Regions from separate parts of the Mus musculus genome. Here region 1 is linked to region 2. A link is a loop called in an ENCODE intact Hi-C map of the cell type or tissue named here. Cell type or tissue: left cerebral cortex. All regions are shown on one strand. Each heading gives the region's core, and the rest is flanking DNA. Links, peaks and the distances in the headings are about the cores only.

The links. Peaks named below come from ENCODE experiments on the same cell type or tissue, not always from the same donor. Only the 100,000 strongest peaks of a DNase experiment are listed, where the experiment ranks them.
Region 1: it touches region 2 in a loop (4-fold over the local background); 4 of 42 quality-filtered maps call a loop at or near these places.

What each region holds. Positions count from the first base shown.
Region 1 is chr1:79,773,018-79,778,693 of GRCm38, forward strand. It overlaps Mrpl44 (mitochondrial ribosomal protein L44), which reads left to right and starts at 3,001. Exons shown (of 4, transcript NM_001081210.1): 1 at 3,001-3,294; 2 at 4,841-5,309. The coding sequence starts at 3,116. It also overlaps a transcript of Wdfy1 not described here. In left cerebral cortex, for the core only: a CTCF peak has its summit at 3,227; a DNase peak (open chromatin) is centred at 3,051; H3K4me3 peaks cover 1,485 bases; H3K27ac peaks cover 449 bases.
Region 2 is chr1:78,722,181-78,727,856 of GRCm38, forward strand. The region is part of intron 2 of Gm38631 (a long non-coding RNA gene); the gene reads left to right. Gm33693 (a long non-coding RNA gene) reads right to left here. Exons shown (of 5, transcript XR_865566.2): 4 at 4,741-4,788; 5 at 4,479-4,623. Among named protein-coding and RNA genes, the nearest start is that of Gm38631, 5.0 kb to the left of the region's middle. In left cerebral cortex, for the core only: CTCF peaks have their summits at 2,472 (motif pointing right) and 3,841; DNase peaks (open chromatin) are centred at 2,479 and 3,819.

The DNA.
Region 1 (5,676 bases), core at 246-5,245, 1.1 Mb after region 2:
AATATCCCCCTAAAGCATATGTAATAAAAATTTGTTCAGTAGTCCATTGCACTACTAAAAAAATAGTGGGACCTTCATTAGTTGAGGCCTAGTGGGAGATTGTCAATTACTGGGGATGGGCCTTTGAAGGAGATTTTGGGGCCTCTGATCTTTTCTCTTCATGAACTCTCTCTTATGTCTTAGGCATGAAATGAACAAGCTTTGTACCATTATACATTCTGCCATGTTGAGTTACTGCCTTACCATGGGTTCAAAAGTAATTGTTGTACCTTATCATGAGCTAAACTCCCAAGAAAAACAAAAACAAAACAAAAAAACTTAACAAAACTTAGAATGAATCTCTCAATAATAGAGAAGGGGGGTTTATTAGAATGGCCTTGTGGACCATTAGGCTGTGGTCCAGCTAATCCAACAATTGCTGCCTACAAACAGAAGGTCCAAGAATCCAAAGGTGTTCAGTCCACAAGGCTGGATGTCTCAGCTGGTCTTCAGTATATGCTGAAATCCCAGAGAAGTGGGCTCTAATGCTAGTGAAAAGATTGACTTGCCAGCACTAGCCAGAGCATGCAGACAAGAAAAGCAAGCTTCCTTCCTCCATGTCCTTTATATAGGCTGCCAGCGGAAAGTGAGGCACAGAGTAACAGTATATCTCCCCACCTCAAAACTCTGGGTTAGCAGCGAAAATTCTCATTTCAAGTAATTTAATTAAGAAAAAAAAAAAAACCCTCGAAAATGTGTCTGGTCATTTGAGTTTTAGTTAATACCATATGTAGTCAAGTTGACAACCAAGAGTATACTAGTTTTAAGTGATTACATCAGTGGAATGACAGCAAGCTGAATGCAGATGTTAATTCTGAGCTTCATGTGGGTCAAAAGTGGGAGAAACTACTTGAGACATTACAGGTTATTCTTATAGTTGTTGTTTCTGAGAGCCTCAGCACATAGAGACATCACTTTAACTGAAGGGACTCTGGCAGCCTGGCTCTGGTAGGCCTTGTCCTTCTTTTCCATTCCCTCTGCCTTGCTAAAAACCATTAGACTACATTCCTAAAGCTAGCCACCAAGGTCTATTCCTTTACTTGGTCACTTCCTCCTCCTAAGGCTGACTGCCAGAGTCCAGCTATGTAAGTATTGAAGGCCAGCAATCATTAGCCCCCTTTGGCTCATCTAATTAAAATACCCAATCAAAATGTATCATCCATCCTAACATGACCCCCCTCTTTCTCTACTGTTTTTCTGCCAGAGTGAGAAAGCAGCCACCTTAACTTTCCTCCCCCACTTAATAAAGGATCTCTCTGTGAAAGCAGGTGTTTGGGTGTGGTTTGTTCCTAATCTGAGGTATGAAGGGGAACTCCCAATGTGTGTGGATCTCTTTCACTAACTTTATTAAGCTTGAGATTACTGTTAATCCCACAGATGTGAGGAAAAAGACCCCTAGCTCAAATCATGATGGCCAAATTAATTAAAGAAAGCAATTGATTAAAACAAACCTCTAAAGTTTGTGTACATTGGCTGTCTCTCAATACAGGTGGGGTTCAAGAGATCCTCATTAGATCTAGGGAAGATAAGGTTTTTTTGTCGTCCAAGAGTAGGGGGTTTCCAAATGGAGGATTTGACAGGCAAATAGGCAGAGTTACAGAAGCAGAAAACGAGCATAAGAAGTTGGTAAAACACATGAAACTGAAGAAGAACGAAGACCAAAGTGTGGACACTTTGCGCCTTCTTAGAATTGGAAACAATCACCCATGGAAGGAGTTACAGAGACAAAGTTTGGAGCTGAGACAAAAGGATGGACCATCTAGAGACTGCCATATCCAGGGATCCATCCCATAATTAGCCTCCAAACGATGACACCATTGCATACACTAGCAAGCGTTTACTGAAAGGACCCTGATATAGCTGTCCCTTGTGAGACTAGGCCGGGGCCTAGCAAACACAGAAGTGGATGCTCACAGTCAGCTATTGGATGGATCACAGGGCCTCCAATGGAGGAGCTAGAGAAAGTATCCAAGGAGCTAAAGAGATCTGCAACCCTATCAGAGGAACAACATTATGAACTAACCAGTACCCCAGAGCTCTTGACTCTAGCTGCATATGCATCAAAAGATGACCTAGTCGGCCATCACTGGAAAGCGAGGCCCATTGGTCAGGCAAACGTTATATGCCCCAGTACAGGGGAACGCCAGGGCCAAAAAATGGGAATGGGTGGGTAGGGGAGTGGGGGGGGGGAGGGAGTGGGGGGACTTTTGGGATAGCATTGTAAATGTAATTGAAGAAAATACATAATAATAATAAAAAAAGAGAAAAAAAATGAACAAGCTGTTTGTGAAAGCAGGCACAAAGACCCTGGAGTCTAACTGGGTGAGTGCAGGGGAATTGTTTCCCTTGTATAAGAACCATACAGGTGCCTCTCAAGGAAAAGATGTTCACCATAAAAACTATGGGAAAAGAAGCAGAGACACTTCCATTTCTGACTTCAGGTCTTTTACTCATATTTTGTTAGGAAAGCTTCAAACGTTGATACAGATTTTTAAAAAAAAAACTTGTAATTTCACTGTTAATATTTTTATGTACCCCTCCTGGTCCCGAGTCTTCCCCTGTGGGAGGGGGGTAGGGTGGGAGGAAAGTAGTTGTTTTAAAATACAAACTTTAATTTTGGTTAAGTTAAACACACTTCTGAACGTGCTTTTGTAAGCGAGACTTTTTGGAAACGGTTGGGTGAAGCCTTAAACTTTGAAAACATTTCCTCAGTAGTGGCTGGAATGATGGTCTGCAACTTTTAAGACTGAATGTAAACAAGAAATGTTTTTCTTGTGAAAATTTAAGTGTTTTATTTAGAACTTTAAAAACTAGTTTTTGTTCTGCTTTAATGAGAAATAAACACAAGCGAGACTGATAGGGTCAAGCAACTGTTTCTCAACAATTTCTGCACCCATACTTACAGAATGGGCAGAAAGAAGCACTTGCGCACGCGCAGTACACTAGCCATGCTCCCTCTTCGGTGTCCTCCAGCGTTCAGGCCTCTCTCTGCTGCTGCACCAGTTTCCGGGGAACCGCGTTCGGGCTACACCGCTCCGGCTGTCTTCCTTCCGCCTCCTATTGCCTTGTTCTTGCCATGGCTTCTGCTGTATTCCGGTTGCTGCAGCAGGGCCCTCGCCGCCTATTGGCTCCGGCCGTCCCCACGCTGGCTCCTCCGGTTCGGGGAGTGAAGAAGGGATTCCGTGCCGCCTTCCGCTTCCAGAAAGAGCTGGAGCGATGGCGCCTGCTACGCTGCCCGCCGCCGCCAGTGCGACGGTAGGCGTCTCGGGAGGGTGGAGAGGCTAAGGTGGCGGCGAGGACACCAGGCTGCAGGCAACTGCGGTGGGCACGTTCCTGCAGGCAGCATGGGGCAGAGGAACTGGGCGACAGGGGCTGGGCTGTCCCCTGCAGAATCTCACTAGCTGAATATAAGCAAATGGGGTCGACCAGAGGGTAACTGCTTGGGATTGGGATTGACCCAATTTTGTCACTTCCTAATCTCAGGCCAATTGGGTATTTTAAAGAGGAATAGGGTCATCAATTCTACCATATTGCGTACCAGGGTAGAAACATTTAATTCTGTGTGTAACAGAATTTCATGTCCACTGCCTGGAGTGAGGATAAAAGTTTAGGTTTTTTATCTAATTAATCTTCTTGCCTGGGGGCGGGGGGGGGGGTTGTCGGACAAATCAAAACAGCCAACAACAACAACAACCTCAACAAAAACCCCACAGATTTTTCTAAAGTGCATCATGCTTATATACGATCCTGCATCATGCACTTTCTGTATACTCTGTCTTAGTGGGCAAAAGTACACGAAGATCAACTTCATTCTTACAGTTTCTTTGGCATTTGACTTCCGTTAGATTGTTAGAACACCAAAGAAGCAGGAACTGTCTCTAGTTAGCTAGTTATTCCTGAGCTGAGACTTTGATTACTATTTTAATATTGCCCTCCAGGAGAATATTAATCCCCTTTACACTAACACCAGTGAGAATACACCTTCTATTGCACAATTATTGTGGTTTAATAAGCAAGACTCAGAATCATGTCTTAATTTACATTCCCTTGCCCAATAGACAGGTGGGTATTTTAAGATTAATGAGTTAAAATTGGAAAAAACTATAGAAAACAAATTTAGATTTATGATTTTAAACTTAGATCTATTTTTCTTCTCTCTTTTAACTTTAAAGGATTTTATTGTGGCATTATTTTTCTCTAGGAAAAGACATTTAATTTTCTCTAGGAAAAGGCATTTAATTCTTGGAATTGTGTGTCTGTACAGTGTACCTGCACACACCAGGCCATTGTGTCAATTACCACTACCACTGAATTAGAACAGCCTCAACCCTCGCCTGTGGTTATGAAATTTTGACACACTCATAAGACTGATATTAACTTATGTAACTGGAAATTCAAGTGGACATTTCTGAGCTTTAAATAAATATATATAAACTAAACATAATTACTTTCAGTTTGTGGCCTGAATCTATATAGTTATAATTTGTTCATACTCAGGTAGAAAGCATAATGTCACTGTTAGAGCAGAAAGAGAGAACTTAAATACTAGCAGAGCAGCCTAATGTGATGTGAACAATCTGTTTAATATGGCAGTTAAGCCAAAGGGAAACCCCCACATCTTATATATAGACAGTAATGACGGACTGCCAGTGGTTATCTGTATTACCTTTTGTATTTAGACTGTTAGAATCCGACAATAAAAGAAACAAACTTCATTTCATTCCGTTATGTAGTAAAGTTAGAGCACACCTTACGTGGTACCATGCCCTCCTCCTTACTCTCTTACTGTCTGCCTCCTCAGCTCAGAGAAGCCAAACTGGGATTACCATGCGGAGGTACAAGCCTTTGGATCTCGCTTACAAGAAACCTTTTCGTTGGACCTTCTCAAAACTGCATTTATCAATAGCTGCTACATCAAAAGCGAAGAGGCGAAACGTCAGAGCCTTGGCATAGAGAAAGAAGCTGCTCTTCTGAATCTTAAGGACAATCAGGAACTGTTCGAACAAGGGCTGTCTTTTTCACATCGGTGCCTCACACAGTTTCTCGAAGACGAATTCCCAGACTTGCCCGCCGAAGGCACTGAGAGTCTAGTTAGCTTTCTCACTGGTGAGGCAGTTGTCTGTCACGTGGCCAGGAACTTGGCTGTGGAGCAGTTGACCCTCAGTGCAGAATTTCCTGTCCCCCTGCCTGTCTTACGTCAGACTTTCTTCGCGGTCATTGGAGCCCTGCTGCAGAGCAGTGGCCCTGAAAGGGCTGCACTGTTCATCAGGGTGGGTAATGGTTAGATGCACTTGTTCAGACAGTCTTCATGTGGGCAGAGGGGGACGTTTCTTTTTCTCATGCATTCCTTTGCTAGATCTTGGTACAACTGACTGTTCCTACCCCCAAAACTTAGAAAAACCCAAACTATTTTTATGTTAACTTTGTGGTGGTTATTTCAGTTTTCTTTTGCCAATACCCTGGAAAGCAAATAATAAATGCTGGGTTGTGAGTGCTGGAGGTTTACGTTATTCTTAGCTTTTTAAAATTTTTTGTTTTGGTTTGATTAATTTTTAAGGAAAAAAATGTTTATTTTAGCTCAGAGCTTAAAGATTTATTTATTTACTTATTTATTTAACGTACATGAGTACCCTGTAG
Region 2 (5,676 bases), core at 493-5,492:
GCCTTTCTTCTTCTTCTTCTTCTTCTTCTTCTTCTTCTTCTTCTTCTTCTTCTTCTTCTTCTTCTTCTTCTTCTTCTTCTTCTTCTTCTTCTTCTTCTTCTTTTTTCTTCTTCTTCTTCTTCTTTTTCTTCTTCTTCCTCCTCCTCCTCTTCCTCCTCCTCCTTTCCTTCCTCCTCTTCCTCCTCTTTCTCCTTCTCCTCCTCTTCCTCCCCCCCCCCCCCTCCAAGACATGGTTTCTCTGTGTAGCCCTGGCTGTCCTGGAACTTGCTCTGTACACCAGGCTAATCTCAAAGACAGAGATTCACCTCCTGCCTCTACCTCCTGAGTGCTGGGATTAAAACCACACACAATCACTGCCCAGATAACCATCATACACACCACATTGTGTATATTCAGTCCCTTGGTGATAGGCGTTGGAGTGTCTGTACCTTTGACAGTGTAGATGCCTGCTTGAGTTCCTGCCTTCACTTTGAGGCAAGCACCCAGAAGCAGGATTTGGGGTCACATGGGAATTCTGTGCTGAGTTTTCTGAGGAGTTGCAGAACTGCTTATCACAGCTCACCATATCATTTCACAGGGCGGGACATGGCACCCAGGGAGGCTGAACCCAAGGTTGGATAGCTGGGTGCTGAAGAGAGCTGGGTTGTGCTTCCCCCAGTTTTCCATTACAGTGGACTTTCCTCCTTCTCCTTCTGATGGTGATTTGGATATTCCCTCTTGAAGATGAAATCTTTTTATTTAAATTTTTTTATTATGTATTTTCCTCATTTACATTTCCAATGCTATCCCAAAAGTCCCCCATACCCCCCCCCCCCCATCCCCTACCCACCCACTCCCACTTCTTGGCCCTGGCATTCCCCTGTACTGGGGCATATAAAGTTTGCAAGTACAATGGGCCTCTCTTTCCACTGATGGCTGGCTAGGCCATCTTCTGATACATATGCAGCTAGAGACATGAGCTCTGGGGGGTACTGGTTAGTTCATAATGTTGTTCCACCTATAGGGTTGCAGTTCCCTTTAGCTCCTTGGGTACTTTCTCTAGCTCCTCCATTGGGGGCCCTGTGATCCATTCAATAGCTGACTGTGAGCATCCACTTCTGTGTTTGCTAGGCCCCGGCATAGTCTCACAAGAGACAGATATATCAGGGTCCTTTCAGCAAAATCTTGCTAGTGTATGCAATGGTGTCTGCGTTTGGAGGCTGATTATGGGATGGATCCCCGGATATGGTAGTCTCTAGATGGTCCATCCTTTTGTCTCAGCTCCAAACTTTGTCTCTGTAACTCCTTCCATGGGTGTTTTGTTCCCAATTCTAAGAAGGGGCAAAGTGCCCACACTTTGGTCTTCGTTCTTCTTGAGTTTCTTGTGCTTTGTATCTTGTATCTTGGGTATTCTAAGTTTCTGGGCTAATATCCACTTATCAGTGAGTACATATCATGTGAGTTCTTCTGTGATTGGGTTACCTCACTCAGGATGATGCCCTCCAGGTCCATCCATTTGCCTAGGAATTTCATAAATTCATTCTTTTTAATAGCTGAGTAGTACTCCATTGTGTAAATGTACCACATTTTCTGTATCCATGAAGACGAAATCTTAACACTCTATGCTCTACTTCATTTCTTCTATAGATACTGCAAAAGCAGGCAGTTTCCAAAATCTTGACTAACACGATTCCTTCCCATAAGTAAGACATGGGGGTCATTTCAAGAGGTTTGTCTCATGACAACACGCCACATCATTTGGTCTTCAGCCTTTTCCCAGCCTCTTTTGATGGCTGTTGTCAAGACAGGCTAAGCTGAGGTGGCTCAGCTACGTCCTGGATCCTTTCCCCTCAGTACTCTGTGTTGTCACATACAGCTAGCTAGGCGGAGCCAAAGGTATTTCGTATGCCTGTGAAGTTGAATTTAGACGCCTCTCCCGCCTCACCTGCCGCCCTGTGTCACAGACCTGACCCTTCAATCTGCTTCAACATCTTGCCTTCTAAAGGAACCGCCTTTCACCTCTGCCCTCTAAACAAGGACCCGCTGCTGGTCTTGATACAGAATGACTGAAACAACTCTCTCCTAAGAGTTTATACCTAGCACCTGGCTTCTGATTTTGGAATGAAAGATATATGTTAGGACGTCCCAAGCTGGCGCATCAGGCTTGATTTTGGAGGGCCGCCAGCCTCCCCCACATTGCTCCTGGAGTCTTGCCCCACGCCCCCCGCAGGGTTTCCGAATTTAGGGGTAGCTGGGAGGATGGAGTCCTGCTTGTTGGGCCAGGAGGAAATTCATTTTCCATGTGAGTGAAAATCAGTAACTTAAAACAGTTCTAGCCAAGGGACGTTTGGAAACCGAGGCCTGGCCAGAGGATGAGGTGGGGTGCTTTTTGGGGTTGGGGAAGAGACTTCAATAAGCAGGTATTTCTCAAGCGCATGCGTGAAAGCAGGAAATCTTCTTCGTAGTTGTAATTCCATAGGTGTCCACTGGATGGCGGAGGAACCCCGCTCATGGCGTCTCAGCGCAGCACAGCCTCGGGTCTGGAAGAAGCTGGATTGGTTTGATGAAGCCTTTACAGTCTTCACAAGATAGCTGGCGTTTAGAGCATTCTGCATGAATATACAATGAAAAGTCGAAGTCCTAACAAACTAAATGAAATGTGTAGGAAACCCCAAGGACTCTTTCTGGCTTGTACAAGAGATCAGTGACAGATAGGGTGTTGAAAACGGGGTGTGCGTGTTAACTCCTGTACAAAGGCAGTTTTCAGGTCTAACTCGTGGTTTAATTGTTCATCACACTGGACGTTTTCTATGATGTGCACTAAGCTGTGTGTAGTGACAACGGTAATAAAATCATCCCCTGTCTTTGAAGAGCTTGCATCCATCCTACAGGGACTCTGATCACAGCTTAGATAAGATAAATAACCTGTGTGTCAGATGGCAACAAATATCATGGGGGCATCAGGTGGGAGTGGAGGGATGTTCCTTTCAATCCATGGTCCCAGAAGACCTCCTGGGAAAGATGACATTTCATTAAGACCTGACGGTTTGATGAGCAAGCCCTGAAAACCTTAGGGGAGAGACTTCCTGTGAGGGTACAGTAATGTAGCAACCCTGAGAAGGGACCAAGGAGGCCAGGCTGGCTGCCGGGCAGAGTGGGGCTAGAGAGCAGGATATGAGTCAGAGAGAGGCTGGGGCGAAAAGGAGGATTTTTCAAAATGATTTTTTTCTTAGTATATATTAATTGTACATTATGACAGGTTTCACCATGCCAGTCTCTACTTATACATAATATTTTTGTCTATATTTACAGTTCCCTTCAACTCCTGATAATAATAATTTTCATCTTCTTAATTACTTCCTGCTTTTACTTTCATACTTACATTGACTTAATTTCAGGTGTTTGCAGTTATTTATTACAGTGTCTGCCCCACTGAAGAATGCATTTTTTTTTTTTTTTTTGAGAGAAGCAGGACTTTAAAGCAGAAGGATGAAATCAAACCTTGTAGGAGAGAGGGTTATGGCCAGCACCCTACCAAAACAGCCCTCAGCCATGTTAGCACTCTACCAAAACAGTAACGAGCCAGCACCCAGCCAGGCCAGCACACAGCCAGACTAGCACCCAGCCAGACCAGCACCCAGCCAGTCCAGCATACAGCCAGACCAGCACCCATCCAGGTTAGCACACACTCAGACTAGCACCCAGCCAAGGCCAACACCCAGCCAGGCCAGCACCCAGCCAGACTAGCACTCAGTCAGGCTTTCTTAGCCTTTTTGCAGCCCATGCTTGGGATTGTTTGCTGTTCAGGGGACAAAAGGCATACCAGCTTCCTGCCTGGCCTCCTTCCATCCACTAGGTGCTAGTGGCACTGCTGAGCTGGGCTTTGAAGGTTGGTACAATATTGATGGGAAATAGCGAGAGTTGGGGAGAATCAGCCGGGAAACGAGCTGGCATTTGACAGATGCCTCTGTGTGGAGACCAATGTCCCTTTTTGGCATCACGGAAACCGTTTTTATCATTTCCTTTGGCCTAGGTGCAGTTTCCATGACTTTTGCCTTACAGCAGATGGAGGGTTGGAGCCGGAGACTAAGCTATTTTTTTTTTTTTTTATTTTTTAGGGAGTTTTAAGCAGGACAATACGTGTTATACAACTTAAAAAAAAAAAAAAGAAAACAAGATTAGAAAAGAAAAACTTCTCCCTTGCCCCCCTCACCTCTCCCACCTACTGGCCCCTGGCATCTTCCCAAGATGAGAAATGAGAAACTTGTATTTCTCCTGGCTTCCAGATGAGAGACCAGATTATTTTTCTACCACTGGAATATAAAATTAATTTATTGCCTCGGTTAAATTTGATTAAAAAAAAAAACCTCAGCTTCTCTTACACACACACACACACACACACACACACACACACACACACACGCAGACACACATACACACACACGATTGTGATTTTTTTTTAAAAACAGCTACTCCACAGACCTAGCATCAGGTTTCAGGGAGCATTCACTGTAGTGTTTATTTGCAGTAATTCTTTTCCTGGATACTTCCCAGTTATTTCCAGAGGACAAACTCACGCTGTGTGTATAAGGATCTCGACAACAACAACCAACTCCATGGCTGGAAGGGATCTAATGTATTCATCTTTGGGAGGGAAGAGGTTCAGAGGCTGTTTGAGAAACTGATAAGGCTTTCTCAGGGGGTGCTGTGAGGCAGCGGGACAGGGAGACCCTTGGGTAAGCAGAAGGTCTGGCTACCCACCTTTCTTTCTCTGCTTGGCTCTGTGCTACATCAGCTTCCTGGTAAGTGCTGTAAGGAGAAACATCAAACAACAGATAGAGCCTCAGATGCAGAACCCGTGACTCTGAGCCCGAGAATGGCTTGTTCCCAGGGTCTCCGAAGCTTCTTGTCTGTCACCATCATCAGAGATGCTTATGCAGTGAGATGATCCCTTCCTCCAGCCCTTAGCTTCCGGGTCAGCCCATGTCTGATAAGCCCAGCACACATACCACTGGTGAGATTTCCCCCACGAATCTGACTAGCCCTGGATAGCATATTGACAGAAATGATTCCACACATTTTAATAGAAATGAAGGCGTTTCCGAGCTAAGATAAGGAAGACGCCTGCTGATTTTTGAATAGGGTGTCTCCATTTGTGTTTCTCAGACAGGGCCTTCCTCTACAGCTGGACTCAAATTTACTGCAGTTCTCTTGCTTTGGGCTTCTGAGGGTAGGGATTGCAGATGTGACCTATTGTGCTCAGTTATGCATTTAATTGGTGTGTGTGTGTGTGTGTGTGTGTATGCATGTGGAGGCCAGAGAACAGCTGTAGGTGTTGTTCCTCAGGAACCATCCATATCTTGAGATAAAATCTGTCATTGTCTTGGCTCTTTCCAAGTAGACTAGGACAGCTGGTGAGCCCCAGGGACCCACCTTTCTTTGCCTCCACAGTGCTGAGATTACAGGCACAAGCCATGCCATCGTGTCTAGTAAGCTCTCTCTCTCTCTCTCTCTCTCTCTCTCTCTCTCTCGATGCTAGGAATGGAACACAGTTCTTTTCCTCCCACAAGGAAGGCACCCTACCAACTGAATTATCTCCCTAGTGTTTGTTTACTTTAAAAAAATATTTTTTATGTAAATGAAGATGTTAAGATCCAAGAAGATACATAAGTGAGAACATGATTTTTTTTTAACATT